Regions from separate parts of the Homo sapiens genome. Here region 2 is linked to region 1. A link is a contact called in ENCODE Hi-C or POLR2A ChIA-PET data. All regions are on one chromosome and are shown on one strand. Each heading gives the region's core, a stretch centred on a gene start or an enhancer-like site at or near the end of the contact. The rest is flanking DNA. Distances are from core to core; before and after follow the strand shown. Region 1 has its middle 27 kb from the start of PLCL2UT. Region 2 has its middle 43 kb from the start of PLCL2.

Region 1 (2,703 bases), core at 52-2,551:
TTCATGAGAGAAAAACAAGGGTTTTAATTTACAAAAGCTGTGTTTTCTGGGAGAGAAAACCATTTTGAGTTACAAAATTTTGGTTGGAGAATCAAAAACAAAGCTCTGAAGAAATCAGAGCATACAGTATAAGCCATCACCACTGGCTCTCCACCTGGCTGTATGATAGAACCACCTGGGGACGTTTTCTAAAAACGTCATTGCCTGGACTGGGTCTAGACCAGTTGAATGGAAATCTCTTGCTGTGGGGGCTCAGTACTGGTATTTTTAAAGTCTCCCCCCTAATACCCACACACTAGGTGATTCTCATGGGCAGTCAGTTGAGAACACTGCCCAACTCAACAGAATAGAAACTCAATAGATGACCATGCAGACTTCCCTGCTCTTTAAAACTAGGTCAGAGGTACTTGAATTATCAGGCTAGAGTCAGATTAGAGCTCCAGGCTTATATGTTGCTGTGGGCCTCTGGGAAAGGGTCCTGCTCCTTGGAGGGTGATGGAATCTTAGATAGAGTTGGTGGGGGTACCTAAAAGTGAGAAAAGTGCCTCGTTACTGAACCAAACCTGGGTCCATTGGCCCAGCACAGTAAAGACAAATATCTGTACCAAAGTTTGCAGCAAGAAAAAGGAGGGCATTTATTTGCAGGGTGCCAAGCAAGGAAAATCAGACAGCTATTGTGTGAGATCCTACTTCCCCAGTGGCTTATAAGCAAGGGTTTTTAAAGACAGGGGAACATTTTTGGAAACAGAAGTTACAGGTATGAAAAAAAAATAGAACCTTGGGACCCCGAACTCACTATACCAAAGTGCAAGTTAAGCTTAGAAGCTGAGTCACAAATACTGTCTTCCTTTGGCTCCCAGATAGCTGTAATTTCACAACCCCATGTCATAGCCTCATTTCCTCTACTCCCTCTTTCCACATTTGCTTCATCTTATGTAAAATGTAGACTCACTGAGTGTGAGAGAATGCATCATTGACTTTTTCCTCTATTCCCTCTTTTCACATGTAAAATGTAGATTTACTGAGGCTAATAAGAGCCTCACAAGAATGTGACCACCTGCCTCACTGCCTGCCTCCTTTTCTTCCCCCTGCTGCTTGCAGTTCCCCTTTTGTGAACTGAAGTTCACAAAACCCCCTTTGGAAAAAACATAAATCACAGGAGCATCTGTAATTTATGCTTTTTCCCAGGCGCATCCTCAGCTTTGGCCAAATAAACCTCTAATGGATGGAGACTTGCTTCAGTCACTTTTTGGTTTACATTTTGGTAACCACAAAGGGGCTTTCTGAGTGGAGTTGGCTCTTGGCCTGTAGCAACTCTCCTACTGGGGCCCTAGTACCAGCTGGAGCTCTTTATTGCTCTGACCTATTGGATGATTTGCTGAAGTCTGAGAGTTTCTCCCTCCAGAGATCCCTAATCACTCAAAAATTTCCAGTTGAGATCTGAAGTTTATTCCACTGCAGAACTCCTTTTCTGAGAGTTCTTACTTCTAACAAGGAAGAAGACTTTCCTGCTTCCGTGATGGCAGAGAGCAGTTTTCAGCTTGTGCCCCATCTCCAGGTAAGGAGCTGGTTTGGGGTGTCATTTGGGGATTTAGTAGCTGAAAGTCAAGGCTTACCGTCAGTTGGCTATAATTTCTCCTCATGCTCAGAAATCTCAATTTTATGCAAATTGTTTGATTGCTTTTTTGTGTTTTTTGTCTGTTTGTTTCTGTCCATCTTCCGTTAGATTTAATGAACTTCTGGCCCCCTCTAAAGCTGACTAAAATCCCTGCAGCTGTAGAAAGTCAAATTCCACCTCTAAAAACCCCAGCCACTTAAGAAAAATCAAAATTTGACTATCTGAAATGTTTCATATAAGACGACTGCCTTTCCAGGTTCTCTCTCTCATTGTGCTATTAATTTAAAGATTTTAGAGATCTCCTATTCTAAACTATTAACGAAAAGATCAGATATTTTAAAGGGAGCCTAATAGTTTCATGGCTAGCCTTAAAAATTATCTTGACTAAATTAAGAGCAAAATCTGACCGAAAATAGTTCTGGTGGTTAAAATTTCCACCACAGCTTGGGTTTGCTTCCTGATTAGGGAACAACAATGGCCATTCCACCTGGTGGCCTAATTGTTAAAACCCTCCACAGCATGGGTTTGATTCCTGGTCAGGGAACCAGCCTGTCTTGGTTTAATATTTATGTGGCTTTGGGGGTACCAATGTACTATTGATCTTTTCCCCTTCTGTGGACAGCTTTTGATTTCCTGTCTTCTGTCTGTGTTGGGGGACCCAAGGCTCTTGGGTCTTCATGTATGGACAGTAAGCTGAAAAGCTAAGACCCTAGAAAATATGGCCTGAAAGAAATGTGGGTTAGACCCTGTTTATGGCTAGTGAAAGTTTCCTTTCTCTTAGTTATTTTTGGGGTGATTCTGGATCTTGTAAAAACTACTTGTCACCTCTTTGGAGATACCTCGTGCGTGCATTTGTGGTTATAACTTCGGTTAAGGTAACTGAGAGGATATCTTTGGTAAGGATGTTCAAAAGCCAAAAATATCAGCTATTTGTCCCAGCTAAAATCTGGTAATAAGAGATTTGAAGGGATTATTTTAAAAATCTGAGTGGAATTGGCTTACTCCAAAACTCCAAATCTACGAGTAGAAGTCAGCTTAATTAAAAGTTGATATCTAAGGTAGATGATATATATATATGGCCATTA
Region 2 (2,703 bases), core at 74-2,573, 140 kb before region 1:
GGGGCAACCCTTCCTGCTCCCTAAGTGGAGTGCGTGGAATGTGCCTTCTCTTAGGAATATCCTTTCCCACTTCTCCACCTGGCTGACTCCTTCTTAGACATCATTTAGGACTTTGCTACTTGAAATGTGGACCTTGGACCAGCAGCATTGGCATTACTTGGGAGCTTGTTAAAAACGCAAAATCTCAGGCTCCACCCAACCCTGCTGAATCAGAACCTGCATTTTAACACGATCCCCAAGTGCTTTTTGCATCCGTTACAATCGGAGACGCACCAAAGTAAGACATAGCTCAGATATTATCACTTCCTTGAACCCCTGGCTTCGGTGAGGTTCTTCTCCAGGGAGTGCCCACAGTGCCCTGGTCTTGGGCCCACCACAGCACTCACCACACTGAAATGTGTTTGTTGGTTCTCTGTCTCCTACCTGGATGGGCAGCAAAGGTGTCTTATTTATCTTGGCTTCTCCAGTGCCTATAACAATACTGAGTAAACATCAGTTGAAGGAACGAATGAGTGGCTCTGAAGAAAGGTGAAAGCACTCTGGAAAATTAGCATTATGTTGCTAGGAGCCCATCTGGAACCTAATACTTGACATTTCTCTCTCTCAGCTGCTCCAGCTGCCCCCTGCATACATGAACGATTTCTCTAAATGCACCTAACTTCAGCCTTCAGGCCTGAGCCAGCGTTTAGGGTTCTCTGAGTCTTCTGCTTTTAAGCCACCTCATCACGGAACCCAGTAGGAAAACCCCAACAAACAAGGGCGGGCCCTCTGCTGCTTGGCACAGCCACCTCAACAAAAGCTGGGCACTTCCTGTAAGGCCCAACCCTGGGCCTGGCATCCCATCCTGCAGGGGGATCGCCCCTCTCCCTACTTCTGCTCACCACCTCCGGCACTTCCCCCGGTTACTTGGGTTGCTGCAGGAGCTGGGAGCACACCTTGCAGCTGCGGCAGCTTCAGAAGCTCAGATTTAACAAATGCTGGGCCGGCCTCAAAGTTAACTTCAGTTCAGTTTTCAAAGATCCTGCAAACAGCAGAAGGAGACCAGCCTGCTTCTTGTTTCTTGTCAAAGAGCGCTGTTCCCTAATTAGCCTCTCATGCTAACTTGGGGGAGCATCTCTATTCTTAGATAATACAGAAAACTGGTTTTACCCCTTAATAGTGTCTTTCTTTCTTTTGTAAATAGTTTTTTAATAAACATTTTGGTAGCTACATGAGGTTGGGTAATGCCCAAGGCTTTACCAACCTCATTGTGATATTTTTTTCACTTGTAACATATGTGACCACAGATGCTGCCACAGGCGTCACGTGGCCCCCTCACTGTAGCTGGGAGGGGACACACCTCCCATTTCCCTCTGACCACTGGGCTTTGTCTTTTCTCTCTCCTGTCTAAATTACTGAGCTGTCAGATCTAAAAGGACTGTAAAGAATAGAGATGTCATTGCCCTCTTATTTTAAAAAATTAGTAAAACAAATTGCTTTAAGTTTTCTAAACTTTTCAAAGCATTTTTAATGCAATACGTCTACATGCTAATTGTAGAAAATGTGGAAAAGCCAGAAAAGCATAAATTACCCATAATGCTACAATACAGAGAAAAATCACTCAACATCTCGGTAAATTTCTCACTAAACTTCATGTATCCAGAATAATGCATGTGAATGACTAGCGATGGAGCTGTCCTCCACCTTCCAGCCCCCACTGATACTTCAGGAACTTGGTAATAATACAAACCTGCACTTTATGCAGTTTGGAGTTTTATTCCTACTTACAAGATTATGAGTGGGTTTATTGTACTTCTATAGTTGAGCTGAAACTACGGCAGTCCCTTCTCACCTGCACTTTCACTTTCCAACGTTTTAGTTATTTGCAGTCAACTGCAGTCTGAAAATAGTAAATGAAAAATTCCAGAAATAAACAATTCATAAGTTTAAAATCGTGCAATATTCTAAGGTGCTTGATGAACTCCCACGCTGTCCCACTAGGTCCTCCTGAAATGTGAAATATCCTTTTGTCCAGAATACCCACGATGTATACCACATAGTAGTTGTTTTGGTTATCAGTTTGAAAAAACAGAGAATATATAGGATTCAGTACTATTTGAGGTTTCAGGCATCTGGTGGGGGGTCTTGGAAGGCATCCCATGCAGATAAGCAGATAAGAGGGGACTACTGTGCATACAACTTTGTATACTTCCTTTTTTTTTTTTTTTTTGCTTAAAGGAATATCAAGAGAATTTGCTCATGTTAACACTTTTTTCCCCCATTTTCTAATTTGTCAAATGAGTTTAAATGAGGTGATAAAATTGTTGGAAGTTGGGAGGTTACTAATCTGTTGTAATAAGATTTAAATAAAATAATATATTTTCAAAGTGCTTAGCTTGGGGCCTGGCATATAGTAAACTCTTCATAAATGGTAGCTATGACCATAGATTATTACTAAAATCTCATTTTAATGCCAGCATATTTCATTCTAAGTAGCATATTTAACCACCCACCCTTTTATTGTTCTGAGCTTGTTTCCAATTCTCCCCATTAAAAATTGTAGCACTGCAAGGATATCTTTGAGTATAACTTTTTGTTTCCTTTACAAAATTATTATTTCTTTAAAATAGATGACTCGGTTGAAAGATATAAACATTTTAAAGGCTTTTTGTTATATATTGACAAATAACTTCCCAGTGTTAATAACACTCAGTATTAATAACT

Evidence for each region. A loop is a pair of places that touch in the nucleus more often than their neighbours do. ChIA-PET counts read pairs that join two places held with the same protein, here RNA polymerase II (POLR2A). Pooled maps may share reads with other maps.
Region 2: a loop to region 1 is called in a pooled map, with 2.7 times the contacts of the local background. The contact joins two enhancer-like sites. A Hi-C loop is called at or near these places in 2 of 50 pooled maps. POLR2A ChIA-PET finds 5 or more read pairs at or near these places in 2 of 52 experiments (PC-9 and activated CD4-positive, alpha-beta T cell).

The regions. Positions count from the first base shown.
Region 1 is chr3:16,696,234-16,698,936 of GRCh38, reverse strand. It overlaps the pseudogene LOC124905414. Among named protein-coding and RNA genes, the nearest start is that of PLCL2UT, 27 kb to the left of the region's middle. RefSeq lists enhancers at 1-641, 1,173-1,222, 1,860-2,361. Within about 2 kb of position 1,301, at least 2 of the 41 ENCODE cell types and tissues checked have a DNase peak (open chromatin) inside an H3K27ac peak, as active enhancers do.
Region 2 is chr3:16,840,636-16,843,338 of GRCh38, reverse strand. No RefSeq gene overlaps it. Among named protein-coding and RNA genes, the nearest start is that of PLCL2, 43 kb to the left of the region's middle. RefSeq lists an enhancer at 774-1,023. Within about 2 kb of position 1,323, at least 22 of the 41 ENCODE cell types and tissues checked have a DNase peak (open chromatin) inside an H3K27ac peak, as active enhancers do.